Regions from separate parts of the Mus musculus genome. Here region 2 is linked to region 1. The links are chromatin loops, found by intact Hi-C in ENCODE. Cell type or tissue: gastrocnemius. All regions are shown on one strand. Each heading gives the region's core, and the rest is flanking DNA. Links, peaks and the distances in the headings are about the cores only. Region 1 overlaps Atp10a (ATPase, class V, type 10A). Region 2 overlaps Atp10a (ATPase, class V, type 10A).

Evidence for each region. Hi-C counts contacts between places; a loop is a spot of excess contacts. Peaks named below come from ENCODE experiments on the same cell type or tissue, not always from the same donor. Only the 100,000 strongest peaks of a DNase experiment are listed, where the experiment ranks them.
Region 2: it touches region 1 in a loop (4-fold over the local background); 3 of 42 quality-filtered maps call a loop at or near these places.

What each region holds. Positions count from the first base shown.
Region 1 is chr7:58,658,550-58,666,881 of GRCm38, forward strand. Atp10a (ATPase, class V, type 10A) reads left to right here. Exons shown (of 21, transcript NM_009728.2): 1 at 1-366. Among named protein-coding and RNA genes, the nearest start is that of Atp10a, 4.5 kb to the left of the region's middle. In gastrocnemius, for the core only: no CTCF peak of the experiment used is centred there; a DNase peak (open chromatin) is centred at 177; H3K4me3 peaks cover 958 bases; H3K27ac peaks cover 849 bases.
Region 2 is chr7:58,707,817-58,716,148 of GRCm38, forward strand. All of the region lies in intron 1 of Atp10a (ATPase, class V, type 10A), which reads left to right. Gm39019 (a long non-coding RNA gene) reads right to left here. Exons shown (of 5, transcript XR_003946773.1): 3 at 3,570-3,650; 4 at 1,704-1,860. Among named protein-coding and RNA genes, the nearest start is that of Gm39019, 19 kb to the right of the region's middle. In gastrocnemius, for the core only: no CTCF peak of the experiment used is centred there; no DNase peak of the experiment used is centred there; H3K4me3 peaks cover 211 bases; H3K27ac peaks cover 589 bases.

The DNA.
Region 1 (8,332 bases), core at 78-8,077:
CTCCAACCTGCTACCGCCTCTGGGCACCGAGGACTCCACGATCGGAGCCCCCAAGGGCGAGCGGCTGCTGATGCGCGGCTGCATCCAGCACCTGGCCGACAACCGCCTCAAGACCACCAAGTACACGCTGCTGTCCTTCTTGCCCAAGAATCTCTTCGAGCAGTTCCACCGCCTAGCCAATGTGTACTTCGTCTTCATCGCGCTGCTCAACTTTGTGCCGGCTGTGAACGCCTTCCAGCCGGGCCTGGCACTGGCGCCTGTGCTCTTCATTCTGGCGGTCACAGCCATCAAAGACCTGTGGGAGGACTACAGCCGACACCGCTCGGACCATGAAATCAACCACCTGGGCTGCCTTGTCTTCAGCAGGTGAGCCAAACTGAGCATCCGAAAAAAGGGTGTTGAGTGTGACTTGCACGAGTCCAGGATGGCCCGCGGAGTAGCCTGGGCCAGGTGAAAATCATTCATCCTCAAAGATGCAGGGGTGCACACAGGTCCCCTGTTCCAGATTAGCACTAAACTTAATTTCTAAACTAGAACGAACCAATGGTTGGCATCTGGTTGCACGTGTTTAGTTTCATCCACATCTGCCCTTACCCTATGCCTAGAATATGATCACCTGAAGTCCTGGCCTCAATCCTTGGCCAAGTCACCATGGCATTTAACACACAGGAATTTATAGCTTGGTCTTAGATAATAGATGTTTTGGGACAAAAAGTTCTGATTCATCGGGCACAGATTAGATTGAAGGTCAGGCAAAAACAACAGTCCATCCATTTAAGTTAGCTATGATCCCGCCACAGTCTGGGTACCATTTTTTAGTCTCCTTGCTCCTTCTCCCTGACCCTGCCGGTGCCCCTCTCTCTCCCTCTGTCCTCCTTTGCCTCTCCTTTTCTTAGGCTTCTTCTTTCTCCACCTTGCTGCAGTGTTTTTGAGATAGGATCTCAATGTAGCTCAGGGTGATGACCTAGTGATGAGCTTCCTTCCTTAGTTTCCCCAGTGCTGGGACATGCCACGAGCCATCTTTTCCTTCCTTCCTTCTTTCCTTCCTTCCTTCCTTCCTTCCTTCCTTCCTTCCACCCCCCCTCTTTTTCCTTTCTCTTTCTTTCCTTCTCTCTCTTTTTCTCTTTCATTAGTTCTTTTTAAAATTAATTAGTTAATTAATTTATTTTTCACTCCAGATTTTATTCCCCTCCTGGTTACCCTTCGACTTTTCCACATCCCATACCTTCTCCCACCCTTTCTCCACAAGGATGTCCCCACCCCTCACCCCACCAGACCTCTAAATTTCATGGGGCCTTCCAGTCTCTTGAGGGTTAAGTGCATCTTTTCTGATTGAACCCAGACCCAGCAGTCCTCTGCTGTATATGTGTTGGGGGCCTCATATCAGCTGGTGTAGGCTGCCTGGTTGGTGGTCCAGTGTCTGAAAGATCTCGGGGGTCCAAGTTAATTGGGAAATTGGGACTTCTAGTCCTCCTACAGGGTAGCCCTCTTCCTCAGCTTCTTCCAGGTTTTCCCTAATTCAACCACAGGGACCAGCAGCTTCTCCTTCCTTCTTCTTCTTTTTTTTTTTGTTTTTTGTTTTTTGTTTTGTTTTCTGAGACAATTTCTTTATGTAACCCTGTCTGACCCACAACTCACTCAGTAGGCCAGGCTGGCTTCTAATTCAGAGATCTACCTTCCTCTGCCTCCTGAGTGCTGGGGTTAAGGGTGTGGGCCACCACTATCCCCCTCTGGCCAAAACTTGTTTCCAGTGGAAAAGAGACCTTGAGGGGCTGCTTCCCAGGTTGGTGACCTGAGAGTTACTTCCTTCTGATGGAAGTCATCTCTCAGAACCCCAAGGCTCTGATGTGAGCCAGGGTTTCCTGGTGAACTTTCTCCCTTTATTCCCCACCTGGATATCCACATGGAGGTAGATCACCTTTGGAGCTCTCTGTTCATCAGCTGGAGCACCCCTGAAGAAAATGATGTCTTGGCCATCATTTGTAGTTCAGTTCATTGTTTGTCTCTGGCTTACCTTGTTGGACATGGCTTCCTAGTTGGATGATATTCTTCATGTTCAGTTTTTTTTTTTTTTTTCTTTTTTCGAGACTGGGTTTCTCTGTATAGTCCTGGCTGTCCTGGAACTTACTTTGTAGACCAGGCTGGCCTCGAACTCAGAAATCCGCCTGCCTCTGCCTCCCGAGTGCTGGGATTAAAGGTGTGCGCCACCACTGCCCCAGCTCATGTTCAGTTTTCACCATGCCTGAAAACACCCTAAGAAGCCCTGCTTTTCAGTGGCAAGTTGAGCCTTGAACATATGAGTGATGATGTTGAACTTATCCCTTGGGATAACTTAGAGGACTGGACATCCTTTTCTCTATACGAGAGTTTTCTGTTTTGTTTTTGATATGGGTCCATGTTGTGTTGCCTAGGTCAACTTGAATGTTTTGACTGCCTGAGCAGTGTTAAGGTTCTGAGAGGTTAAGTAACTTGTAGCTACTGCAGAGTGGTCTGAGCCTCAAACAGGTTTCTCACATTCCTATGCTTGCGGTTTTTAGACTTTTTGTAAGAACCACTGGCACTTTTTTTTTTTTTCTAAAGTATCACATCTTCAATGTGTTAGGCTTAGCAGATTTGGGAATAGGCCCAGGAATGAGTATGAAATAGCAAAGATGTGATGCTTATGTGATGGCCCACATTTGCGTAAGGCCCGGTGCTTGCTCTGGAGAGGCGCTCATTGGCTAGTCACCAGACATGATGACGTGGATGGGAAGGGCTATGGAATTTCCTGAATCCTGTGCACCAGAAGCCTCAGCAAGCCAGTGTGGAATCTTCATACAAAGCCCTCAGTGTCTCCAACTCTAGGCAACCGTGTGTCTGTCCTCTGCACACGTCAAGGTGGGGCTCTAACAAGTCTCTGCATCTGGGAATGTGTATTTCCCACTTCTATCCAGCCTGCCATTCCAGTAGCCTCCTTTTCAAAAATACTTTAGCTTTAGGAAATAGTTTATTTTCTGTTGGCAGAGTGTGGCCCATTTGTCATTTGCCGCCCCATTCTGTGGATGAGAAAACAGAGGCAGAGAACTGACATTGTAAACCCACATCTACTGAAGTTCAGGTTTCCAGTTGGTTCCTGAGCATTTAGTACAGCCTTCAAAGAGGCCTATGATATTCCCCATACTCCCTGCCTCTAAGTTAATTTCTTAGTTTCCCTTGGAAGTTTTCCTTCTCCTCCAGGGAAGGAACTGGGTAGTTTGTGGGCTTGAGAGAGATGGTATGTGTATGTGGAGCCTTACCTCAGGTATCTTACCTCCATCTTTGACCTTTCATCATTCCAATGCAGAAGTCCCCTCCCCCCCTCCTTTATCACTTCCGTACTGTGGGAAGAGCTGTAGGCTTATGCCCCACTTCTCTTCCTTGTTATGGGAAGACAGGTCAAATTCTTCCATTCTGTGAAGTTTGGGATTGATATTATCGGGCCCTTTGTGTGAAAGGAGGAGGAAGCTGAGTTCCATCCAGGGCTGCTGTTAGGGCCCTGAGCGAGGCCCTAGGCTGGGCTCTTAATCCTGAGAAGCAGAGTGATTACTAGGAAACACCTCTTAGAGAAGAAGATAGGTAAGGATCTGGAGTTGCCATGTAAGGACCAGAGAGGGATGTGACCAGAGATGTGCAGAGGCTGTGGGTGCTGCAGATCAGTGATGGTGGAAATGGAGTAGCACATGGGCCAGGGCATAGGGAGACCAAGAATGAATTATAAGGCATATGGAGTGAAGACGGATATGAACCTTGACTCATGGGTCACCGAATTCAGTGGGCTCAGGAAGAGACCTCGGTTAGGTCACTCTGACTAGTACCTTGGTAAGCACAGGAAGCCACAGGCTACTGTAAAATGTGGAAGTCTGTCTTCTCTTGTGCCTATTCCAGGTGCCATGTTTCAGTTACAGTGCAAATGAGGTATTTATTCAATCAGATCTGTTCTCTCTCTCTTTCTTTCTCTCTCTCTCTCCATCCCTCTCTCTCTCTCTCTTTCTCTCTCCCTCTCTCTCACTCTCTCTTTCTCTCTCTCTCTCTCTCTCTCTCTCTCTCTCTCTCTCTCTCTCTCTCTCTCTCTGTGTATGTGTCTCACTCTCTCTCTGTGTTTGAGATGTGTAATCTTAGTCTGGTGCCCAGGCTTGCTCTGACTTCTGGGCTCAAGTAACCCATCTGCCTCAGTCATTGAGTAGCTGGGACGATGGGTGAGAGCCAATACTTTGAGCTCAAAGCATAAAAGCCCTTACCCAGGTCCTTGTCCTTGAAGGTGAATTAATGACATGTCACTCTTCATATGGCATTTTGTATTTCTGCTGCCCAGTCACAGGGCTCTTGAGCTCCTTGCGCCGAGGATCCTCTATAGTGCTTGCCAGGAGTGCAGCTTCCTAGGCTATGCCTTTTAAGCAGTCACTGTCTATGTTCTGAACACGTTTTATCCTCTACTGGATTGCAGACTCTATTTAGGGAGATCCCCTGAGCCACACTTAATGGGCTTGAGAAATATCTGTCTCTGGGACAGGGGTTGAGAGAGCGGGATAGCCCACATTAGCGTATGTTCTGGTAGGAGTCCAGGGCAAGAGTCCCAGCAATGTATAGCTGATAGCAATCTACAGATGAAGTGTCCAACAGGGATTATGTGGGTACCAATTACCAAGTATGCTTCAATACCTTATGTGAAGAGTGTAGATCTTTGCATCAAACTCTCTCTCTCTCACATACACACACATACCCTGGTTACTTTAAATCAACTCTAGATGACTTAATACATTGGAAATACTATGTAAGGAGTTGTTCTTTTGCATTGTTTAGGCTTAATTCTAGGTTGGTTGGGCCCTTAGATGTGTAACCTGCAGGTATGGAGGGTTGGCTGTGCGGTAAAGGAACAGAAGAACCCACCCTTTAACTATTGTCTGGACGGTGATCAGTGTAGCTTATCAAAAGGACACAGCTGTGGATAGACAAGTCAGAAAGAAAGAAAAAGAGAAAGAAAGAAAGAAAGAAAGAAAGAAAGAAAGAAAGGAAGGAAGGAAGGAAGGAAGGAAGGAAGGAAGAAAGAAAGAAAGAAAGAAAGAAAGAAAGAAAGAAAGAAAAGAAAGAAAGAAAAGAAAAAAGAGGTTTTGCCTGACCCTAGGTAGGACGATGTTTATTCACAAAGATGGGCATCTTGTCACTCATGTATGAGATGGCCAAAATGTCTCCAAGGGAAGGTGGGAGGTGGCCTCTTATGGGGTGAAAGTGACTTCCGTAGTCTGCAAGAGAAGCTGAAGTATAGACCTTCAGCAGTAAACCAACATTTCTAACTATGAGAGGATATAAAGAAATGCAGGACAGGGGTGTTATAACTGCTTTCTGATGAAGAGAGTCTTTGTTAGAGTGGGTACCTCAGAGTCCTCTGGTCATGTAGCTGGGGGTGTGTCTTAACTTGATTGGCTATGCTGGATCAGGTGATTTTCATCCTCCATTCCTAAAGAGACCCTGGAAATAGTTATGAGAGGCCCCCAAGCAGATGGTTTGCTTACAGAATCAGAGATTTCCTGGGAAGTTGGAGGGATAGGGAAGAATAGAGGAGAGAGAGAGTGTTCATAGAGTTGATTCAGGGTGACAGTGACTGATCCCATTGGCAGGATTGTTCCACCAAAATGAGCTAGCAGAAGTAGCAGGGAGCTACAAAGCATCAGAGGAGAAAATAGAGGGCTAGTGTAAAAAATTGACAGGGTAAAAGGATGAAGGTTCCTTTTAGCCAGAGTGTTGCCACCGCATCTAAAAGGTCTTTTTTTTTCAGATATTTTAGGAATATATGGATCTTTTGTAGGGAGATAGGTATTGGGAGAGCTTATATGGTACATTTTCTTTGGGTAGAGAGTGAAGTTCCGAAGGGAAACATTTAAAAGACAGGGTAAAATCATAGGTATGAGGATAATAAGGAGAAAGACAGAGTGGGAGGGTGCCAGAGTAATTCTTGCCTGGTTCCTGTGTCTTTAGATTCCATTTCAAACCAGGGTTTGCTGGCCCGGAAGCAGCAATGTTTGAGGAGGACATAGATTCCCATCCTTAGCAGTAGTTGGATATAGTGCCTTTTACTTTCGGAGTACTGTATCAGACAAGGAGTCAAGGTGGTCCTGAAGGATGTTAAGCTGATCTGAGCTAGTGAGACAGAGAGGTTAATCTATGCAAAAAAGGCTCCAGTCTAGCTGTTGTCATTCTGAGTCCCCAAATCAATGTCTAGAGTGGCAAGAAGAGCAATGAGTTGGCCTGACCATGCCTCATTAGGCCCTTTTTAGTGGTCACCGAACTGTTTTATCTCTTGGTAACTGTTTCAAGGGTGACAGTAGGGTGATAAGGGAAGCAGCAATTAAGAGTGTCTCAGAGGAGGGTCCATGCAAGGGGTTATGATAAAACTTAATAGTTGACAGAGATATAGAACATAAATCAGGAGATAATAACTGTACAACTTTGTGGGGAATATTAAGAGACAAGGTTATATGAGAAAAATGTTTACATCAAGATTAACATGAGTTAAAATCGGTTGTACAATTGACCTTATACCCAAGTTCTATACAAGTTCTATAATTAGCTGTTTGTTAACATCAGACTCCTGTAAGTAAGGAACAAGAAACAAGCTCTTTGGAAGCTTTGTAAATAAAGTCAGCATCCAAGGAATGAATCTGAATAGAAAGTGTCTGTCTTAGTTAGGATTTTAGTGCCGTGAAGAGACAACATGACCAGAGCATTTCTTACAAAGGAAAACATTTAATTGGGGCTGGCTTGCAGTTTCAGAGGTTCAGTTATGGTGGGAAGCATTCCAGTCTGACATGGTGCTGGAGAAGCTGAGAGTTCTACATCTTGATTCATAGGCAGCAGAAAGAAATTGTATGCCAGACTGGGCCTAGCTTGAACATAGGAGACCTCAAAGCCTGTCCCCACAGTGACACACTTTCTCTAATAAGGACACACCTACTCAACAAGGTACTACCTCCTAATAACAACACTTCCTATGGGCCAAGACTTAAACATATGAGTCTGGGGGCCATATCTATTCATACCACAACAATGGTTAAGTGGTATTTTTTGCTTTCCCATATGATGAACTTTGTATATTTGTTTTAAATATTATTAAATATTAACAATACCAGCTATTATTTAATGAACAAAACCAGACACAATTTGATAAGCTAAATATTTTAAAATTTGGAACTGTCACCTTAAATGATCATACCATACCATAGTATTTGAAAACATGGCAATACATATTTTGCTATCATCAAATTGTTAAACCCAAGGTTATATAGTAAATACATTTTATATGTCAAGCTGTGAAAAGAGTTAATGTAATTTTAAGTTGTATTCTCCCAAAAGAAATTATTTTCAATTTCCATTTTAAAAGTATACTCCCAGAGATAGTGACTGCCTTGCTTTTTCCTCAACAGTTACTTTTCGAGAACACTCTAGAACAGTGGTTCTCAACTCCCTTAATGCCATAACCCTTAATACACCTTATATTATGGTGACTCCCAACCAGAAAATTATTTCATTGCTACTTCATAATTGTAAGTTCGCTACTTTCTAGGAATTGTAATGTAAATATTTAACATGGAGAATATCTGATATATGACCCCTGTGAAAGGTCATTCGATCCCCAAGGGATTGAAACTCACAGCTTTAGAACCAGTGAACATCCTAGAGCATCCCAAGTCACTACCCAAGTCAGTGGCTACCATGTGAAGAGTAAATTATTTACTTTACAAAAATTTTCAAAACTAAGCCCACTAAGAGAACCTTTTTTAAAAATCTACCTTCCCATTCCATACACTCGGCCAACAGATGAAAACAATCAGTCATATAACGTCTGTAATAAAGAATTTACCTTACAGATTGAATTAACAAAGAAGGCTAAAGCCAACTCTTTACTCCTTTTGTCTACAGGCAAATCTTTAGGTCTTCATGTCCTGACAACAGTAAGCGTATTTCTTAATACCTTCCTGCTTAAAATTAGACTGCCTGTTTAGAGGCATAATTTGTAAAGCAAAATAACAAAATTAAATTAGTATTGGCTTTTGGAATGTTTTAGAAAACATCCATAGCATCATTGCCAAACTCTTTGTACTACTTGGATCATATGTTATTCTACAAATAAAACTGTCAAAGATACTATTTTGGTATTCTGAAGGATTTTCCAAAACTGTGAGTTTGATGACCAAGTATTTGGGATTCTCCTTTAATGAGGGGCCTTGGATGGTTAGGTTATTGTCCCTGAAATTAGCTTTTCTTAAGAGGAAGAACTGAATGCCAGGGTAAAGAGCATGACAAATTGAACTATCATGTG
Region 2 (8,332 bases), core at 176-8,175, 49 kb after region 1:
TTAAAATTTAAAGCTAGTTTAGTTTCTCTGCTACGAACATATTTTTATGATGTAATTTTTCTCCTTTCTTAAAACTTTTGTATAATACATGCTTCTAAATTAAGTCTTGGATCCTCCAACTCGAATCGGAAAGGTAACATTTCCATGTGCTCACAAAAGTCAGAACTAATATGAGTTAATTAAAGCAAAACAGTATTACTCCATTTAAAACAAAATGTATCAGCGGGAGGGAGGCTGCCAGTAGCTATTTTCCCTAAATGGCTAGCAAGTGAAAGAAGTCTGCTGTTTAACATGTCTGACATTTTTATTTTCACTAGGAAAGCCATTTTTCATATATGCAGTCATTTTAAACTCTTGTTTTCTTTTCTTTTTCAAAAATACATTCAAAGTCCTTAGCATGTGTTCCTATTATAACCAGTAGAAGTAATCCAATGTTTTGGGCATTTACTTTGCCTTTGATGACGCTGATATATTTAAATCCCTGTTCCTGGGGCATGCCACACAAGCACTTTTACTACTGAGCCACACCCTCAATCCAAAGTGTTCCCTCTTACTGACTGGTCACTCATGTCACAGGAAAGTTTTGAATTGATGGGAGGTTCTAAGTGTTGTGAGGGCCCAGGACAGGTGTGTGTGTGTGTGTGTGTGTGTGTGTGTGTGTGTGTGTATGAAACTTTGAGAGTTTAGCTTGTGGAACAGGGGCCTTGGCTCTGTGTGTCCGAAAAAGACAGTTCACTCTGGGAGATGGGCCTATTGTAGTTGCAGTATTGGCTGAGTTTCCCAACAAATTAGACATGGAGATTTTCATAAGTATGTTTTTGATAGCCATTTTTAGAGGACTTTGGGCTTGTTGACTGCTTATCATAGTGCCCCAGTGCCCCATATGATAGACCTTGTATGGGGTCTCAGGAGTGGTAGACTCAGAAACTTGTGCTACATTCTCTCTTGTGTGGCATGAGAAGGCTGTGTACATATACAAAGAGAATCCATGTGGACTCTGGAACATGTGAATGCCCTGTCTGTGGTATAAAGCCCTTGCACACAGTTCCTTGATCTTTGGTTGGAAGTCATGGTAATCATTTAGGGTGCTGCTAATCTCCTCTAGTCAGAATCCTAAAGCTGACCATTACTGTGTGGTGGACATCTATCTCTGGCCTTGATGTTTGTACTGGATAATTGGGTTTCATGGAATTAAACCTCTGCTTTGTGACTTGGGTATAGGGAGTGGAGGGTATTCTGTTCAGGTATGCAGAACTAAACTATCTGGAACTCAGTTGTAGCATCATTTTCTTTAAAAGGACATTCTGGTCCCTGAAGAGAACTTTCTTACAACCTTATTGTTCACAAACCAGATGGATATTTCCAGTTTCTAAGGCACATTGTGTACATACAAAAGAAATACAAATATTTGCACATGTTGTCATCTATTTTCAAAAACAATCCCAGACTCTGACAGACTTCATAGTACCATGTGATACAGCAGGCTCCATCTTTATTGTGTCCTTGCCCTCGTCTGGGAAATTAAAACTAGTTCTTTTCACCTTGTCGTAGACACAAAATGACTTCCCAAACTAGAAAGAATATAGTGCCAAAAGCAGTGTGCAATAGCTTGTTTGAAGAAACTGACTCCCGTCAAGCCAGTTTTACAACTCAGCATCTCTAGGGATCACAAGGAAATAGATACTTCACAGAGTCCCACTTACCTCAGACAGTGATGATGAAAGACAACTGGGTTTGGATCCATGACTCATGGTGTTGATCAGCAGCCATTTTCAGAGAAACTAGGTAGATGGCACCATCTCCAGTCTGGTACCCTCTGTTCCCTGGCACCCTTGCAGATTCTTGCAGACTGGTTTAATCCTGCTGAAAAGGACTAACTTTAATTGTCCATCTTGCCAGTTTGCCCTTAATAAGTTATGTCCATTTTTTAAATAAGTTTAGAAATGTCTTTATCTTTCTCTCATTTTGAACATACATTTTTAATGTAGAAAGTTATAGGATTCATCTTTCTTTTTTTTTTTTCATTAAGTTTTTTTTTTTTTTTTCAGTCTCCTTTTGCTTCATTGTTTGTTAGGAGGTTTGGTAATTGTCTTTCTCTCTCCCTCCTTGAACATCATTACTTATTTGTATGTTTACAATCTAGTTGTGGAATTTTCAGCAGTTTTGTGAGCCTGGGTCTAGCACCCCTCCCCTCCCCTACCCCTTCCCCACTTTGGAATTCATGGAACATTTTTAATTTGTGGCTGTAGTTTTTCATCATATTTGGAAATTTTTGAAAATTATTTCTTTAGCCCCAGCCTGGTTTCTGTTTACAACTGCATCAGCTTACTGTTCTTGCTCTTTTTGATTTTCATGTCACTCACGTTGCTTCCTCAGTTTCAGGATCTCTCTCTCTCTCTCTCTCTCTCCCCCCTCTGTTCTTATAATCGGTTAATCTGATTTATCTTTATAGATTTTTAAATCTACACAGTTAGTTCACATCCTTAAAAGTATTTTTAAAAATGCATTCTATGCATGTCTGAACGTGCTTGAATTTTTCTTCTGACATTTCAGACATGTGGACACATCAGCTGCCCAACACCCCTGTCAGGTCATTTCTACCATCTGTGACATTTCTGTATCTTTCTCTCATAGATTCTTACCCTCTGTAGTGTGTACAATTTCCTGCCTCTTTTTTTTTTTTTTTTTTTTTTTTTTTTGCATGCCTGCCTAACACCTTTTGGTTAGAGGCTCCCATGGTGCACTGTGCCTTACTGAATTGTGGTCATTTATGCTCCAGTATAGACAGATTCCTGAGTGGTTTTTAGATGAGCCTGGGTACATTCAGGGTGGTATGGCTGTAGACTCCCAAGGGGTTTTAGAATCAGCTAGCATACTCTGTTTGTTTCTCTGGAGGCCTCCTTTGCACTTTGCCTAGGTGGGATCCAAGCAGCCCTTTCTCCTGGGCTTACTTTTCCCAACGACTGAGATAGTATCTACCAGTTCACCTGTTGGCCTCTGAAATGTCTGATTTATCTCTCCTGGCTGGTGAGAACTAGAACTGTTGTGGAGATGCTCAACTCAGCATCTCTGACTCCTGCTCCTCTCTTTCCTCATTAAGACTTGGCCAAAGCTCCGGTGGAACCCTCTGAAGACCCCAAGAGGGTACTTTCTAGGGCTTCACTCTGCAACTTCTTGCTCCCTTGCTCCCTCTATACCCTAAGCTCTATGGTTGCTGAGTTTGAGACCAGGGTACTGCCATGCTCCTTGTCTTATTCCAGAAGACTACAGGAAAGGAAATGGGCTGACATGAAAATGACATGCTTTTGGCCTTACAGTAGAATCATTATCTATGTTTCTATCATTTAACGTGTAAAACACAAGTTAAAAATGTGTCACTTGTTTGTTGTAGGTGGGTAGATCATGGGCTGTAATGGCGTCTTTGTCAGAAGTGAGGTGTGGTCATTGCTGCAAAATAATTTATATGGAGTTGGGGCTCTTGACCACTTTTTAGAGTACTTGCAACATGCATGAACCCCTAGCTTCAGTCCCCAGCATCGCATAAAACCAAGGACATTGGTAGCACATACCAGTAATACCAGCACTCTGAAGTGGAAGTGGGTGTGTGTCTGCCAAGGTCATCTTCTGCTAGGAAGGAGTTGGAGTAGATCCTGTCAAAAATAAGAGAATTATACTTTGTTTTTTTTTTCTTAAAAAATATCCAGTTCAGAGGTTAATAATGTATTTGACTGCCAAGAGAAAATAATACTATAAATAGTGTGTTCCCATGAGTTGAAAGAAAAATAAAGGCAACCTGCTCCCCTCCTCCCCCCACAAAATCCAAACCAAAAACGGAGCAAAATGAGTATTTTTTTCCTCTGTACTTGAATCAGGTTGATTGTAGATAAATTAAGACTTAGATACTATCAGCAAAACATTCTTAGAGACTTAGGAACAAATGTAAAGTGTTCTAGGGGAAGGCTTGTGGGTGTGCTCACGGCGCCCTGCCTATCTTCCTCCGCTTTGAATGAAAAGAGAAATGTATTTATTTTTATAGTAATATTTCCTTAGAGTGATTGTTCAGCAGTAGAACACAGCACTGCATATTACAAAGCAGAAACAAACAGCTTTGTCCCGTGTACAGAGCACGATATGAAACTACAGAGGCTCTCTGTGGCAGGCAAGAAGCTTCGGGCCGGTTCCTGTTTCCTGCTTTGTTGTTTTGAGTGTGATGGATACCGTGGTCTTTGCCAGCCAATACTCAGAAACTAAGAGAGCAGTGAAAAAAAAAAAAGACATTAACCTGAAAAATGATTGTGGTTTTAACTCCTACCTTTCAGCTAGGAGCCAAGCCCAGCCCACAGTTTCCAGTTTTAATCTTAGGAAACATTCACTCTGCCGTGTGTGTGTGTGTGTGTGTGTGTGTACATATAAAGTATTTTATTGAATATTTTATTATTTCATATGATGTATTTTGATCAGATTCATTCCAACTCTTCCCCATTTCTTCTTCCTAATCCATCCAATCTCTCTATGCTATCCCCTCAACTTGCGGTCCTCTTTAAATAAGTCCATATTGCATTTATTTAAATCTGTGTGTGTGTGTGTGTGTGTGTGTGTGTAAGACTATCCATTGAGATTGATAAATAAATAAAACTATCTATGGAATGGAATAAAACCATTAGATAACCATAGCTCCCCAGCCAGGGGTGGGAACTCACAGAACCTGTTTTTATTTCATGCTAAAATGTTGACTGGCTTGATCTTTTGCAGGTCTTATGCAGGCAACCACTGATGCTGTGAATTAATGAGTATAGTGGTCTTATCATATCCAGAAGACACTTTCGTTCTGGTCCTCCCCAGACCCCGGCTCTTAACACTCTTTCTGCTTCCTCTTGCATGATGGTCTTTAAGTCTTAGAGATGAAAGTGTGATTGAGATTCACCAACTTGGCCAAGCTCTCCCCTGGCACTCTTCACTTAGAACAGTCCTAAGTTTCTGGGTTAACCACTATTGACAGCATCAACAAACTTTGCTGATGAAGTCTGAGAGTGCACGAATCTGTAGCTGGAGGGATATGATTCAGGGAACAGTTTAATACTAGGTCCATTTACCTAAATAATAGTAATAGGATCATCCCTGGACCTATGAGCTCTAAAAGCATGTGGTATTGGTCAGATTTTCAGTACTTAGGTATGTGTTTCCTTCTTGTGGTGTGGGCTTTAAATTTAATAAGGAAGAAGATTTAACCCCCAAAATGTACATTCCACTCTTCTATTTATTTATTTATTTATTTATTTATTTATTTATTTATTTATTTGGTTTTTCGAGACAGGGTTTCTCTGTGTAGTCTTGGCTGTCCTGGAACTCACTCTGTAGACCAGACTGGCCTCGAACTCTGAAATCCGCCTGCCTCTGCCTCCCAAGTGCTGGGATTAAACGTGTGCGCCACCATGCCCGGCTGCCACTCTTATACCCATAGATATAGCTTGCCATGCTGGTCATTATTAGAGTTCACAGAGTTCACAACTAGGTATGACTGTGAATGGATTTTCTTCCTAATTATGATTAGATCCGTTTCAGAGGGAATAGGTGTTGAATTAGGCTATGAGAGCAAGCGTTGACTGAGTCTGTAGCATCTCATTTGAGTCTGTGTATCTAACAGGGCTATAGCACTCACCCTGCCTACAACTTCTGGTAGCATGTCTGTTTTCCTCTGGCACTAGGGCATTCTGTTCTGTCTTAGTACTTACATTAATGAGGTCCAGCCTGGCTTGACGGGTGGGGCCATGGAAGCCTTAGGAGGCCAGGTGGGTTAGGCTGGGCTGTTGTGGGCATTGTTGGGATGCTGGTTCAAGCATAGCAGGCACTGATGGTGTCTTCCAGTCATCTCACAAAAGCTTTTAAAATCTCCTTTCTTGTAAGTTTTCACATTACTTTCTACCTATCATCCTGCCACAAACACTAAAAATAGCAGAAGTCCTAGGCCAGCCAGGGCTAGGTAGTGAGATTGGCTCTAAATAAGGAAATAAGTAAAAACAGTAGCATATGCACCATCTCCAAGGGATGCTTATTTTCTGCTGGGTCAGAGGGAGCTACTGTGAAAAACCTGAGGAGTCACTGAAGTGTGGAGTCTCCATACTGGCGGGTCCTAGAGCTCTCTCAGCATGCCTCATGATGCTCCCTTATATCTTTCCTTGGTCTTTACCTCAGAGTTCTTTCTTAGTTCCATCATCTCCTTGTTTCCAGCTGTGTGTTTTGCTGTGAGGAATTCTTTATTCTTGGTGGCAAGTTCCAGTCTGTAAGAAAAGATTGCTTCTGTCTCAGAGGTTCCTGTATGTTTTACAGGCTATGATACCCTATAATGTCCCCATTCCACCTAGGAGAGTCTTCTGGATTTGGACAGGGTACATCCTTGAGCTTGTCTGCTTCTCAGTGAGTTATGGTTGGCATGAGCCTATTGTTGTAAAGATAACTTACAAGTATTTATGTGCTTTAATAAATACCATGACAGAAATTCTTGCCATGACTTCCTCTAGGCAGGATGGAAGACTGTGAGTTCTGCCTGATGATACAATTCCAGACCCTTTTAACAGGTCCAGGTTGGGGCTCAGTGTGTCAAGGTTCTTGTCAGTACACCTGATGACCAGAATGTGACCCTTGGGATACCGTGGAAGGGGAGAGTTTACTCCTGCAGTTTGTATTGACCTTTACATGCACATTGTGGCACATCCATGCCCCTCTCCCCATATAAATAAATAAAACGTATTAAAACCAGGTTTGAAAGCACAGCTTACTGGGCTTGTTAGTGTCAGAGGTCTGGGTACCACTCCTGCACTGCCTGCCATGAATAGTGATGCTGTAGGTAGCAGGGAGGATGCAGAGTGACTGCCATTTAGCACTCATGGAATTTACTGTGTTTTCCCACACTCTCCTCTCCCTCACTTCGATGCTTACCACTGGACTTTCATAGATTCAGAATGACGTCATCCCTTGTCTGTTCCTGTGGTTGGAACTGCTTACTCTGTGTGTACCATTTGGTACGAACACATCCCAAAGATTTTGTGGCTATTAAAGGCAGTGACGAGGAAAACCCTATTGGACCCACGATTTGAGGTTTGTTTGGCTACGGCTTGCTTTTGCCAGCCATCCATCAAGGAGAACTTTTAGCGTTTTCAGAACAGTCAGTGTATCCAGACCCCTACAGGCATCACTATGTTTTGAAAGCAAGTACACAAAAATCATTTCCTAGAATATCTCAGATGTAAAAAATGACGTAAGAGACAGGTAAAAGCATCGGACCATGCCTGGCCTCAGACTGGATGCAGTGTATAGGCTGAGCATTGCAGCCACCTCCAGTTCCTTTGTGGGTGGTGGCGGTGGTGGTAGGAAGCTTCTCTGAGCTTGGGGACTTCTGCTGTGGTACCTATCCGCAGCAACTCCATTGCCTATTATAGCAAACAGCTGCACTATGAAGTGACTAGGATCCAGGTTTTTGGATTATCTGGCAGCAGATCACACAGAAAGGTTTGGGGTGTGGAAGATCTTTGAGGATTCCTTTCCTTCTGTTACCATTTCTTCCCTCACATTGCTGTGCACTGTAGAGGATGATAAGGGAACGCTCAGCAGTGTTCTCTCATCTTATGATCGGATTTTTCTATTTGTGTGCCTTGGGACTTGAACTGAGGGCCAGGCAGATGCTAAGCACTCTGCCAAATTGTGACTTTGTTACAGTCCCTTTGGATAATGCTGACTTTTAAGGCAAGTCCCCAAAATAAATGCCACTCTTTTGGGTGTTATAAAAAAGGAAGAAACAACCTTGGGATTAATTTCTTCTGCTCAGACAGTTTGTCAGGCTTGTCTTGACTGAAGTGTTTGTATTCCCCAGCGTGGGCAATCACAAGACAGCTTGCCTTGGTGGAGAAGCTCAACTTCCCCTTTGGATGATCAGCCCTGTTATTATCACCTGGGTGGCTGTAGTGCAGAGGTGAAACTGAGAGGAAATCCCACAGGAAAGGGGGCCATCTGGTTTTTCATTTTTTCTTTCTTCTTTCTTCTCTTTTCTTTCTGTATCTCATTGGTCCTATATTTGGGGTCTTTGGCAGGAAGCCTTCTTTAGTTACATGGTGTCATTCCTAGGATTACAGAAGGAGTGTGGTATGGAGGCCCCTCCTGGCCAGCTTTCCTTGCTGGGAAACCTACTCTCAGGCACAAACTGCACATATGGAATGAGAAGGACTCTGGAGTTTTCCCCAGTAGAAAATGAAAATGAAATAAAAATGAAGCAGTTAAAGCACAAATATAATTTATGTATTACTTTAAATGGGCTTTATTGCACAGACACACAAAAAAG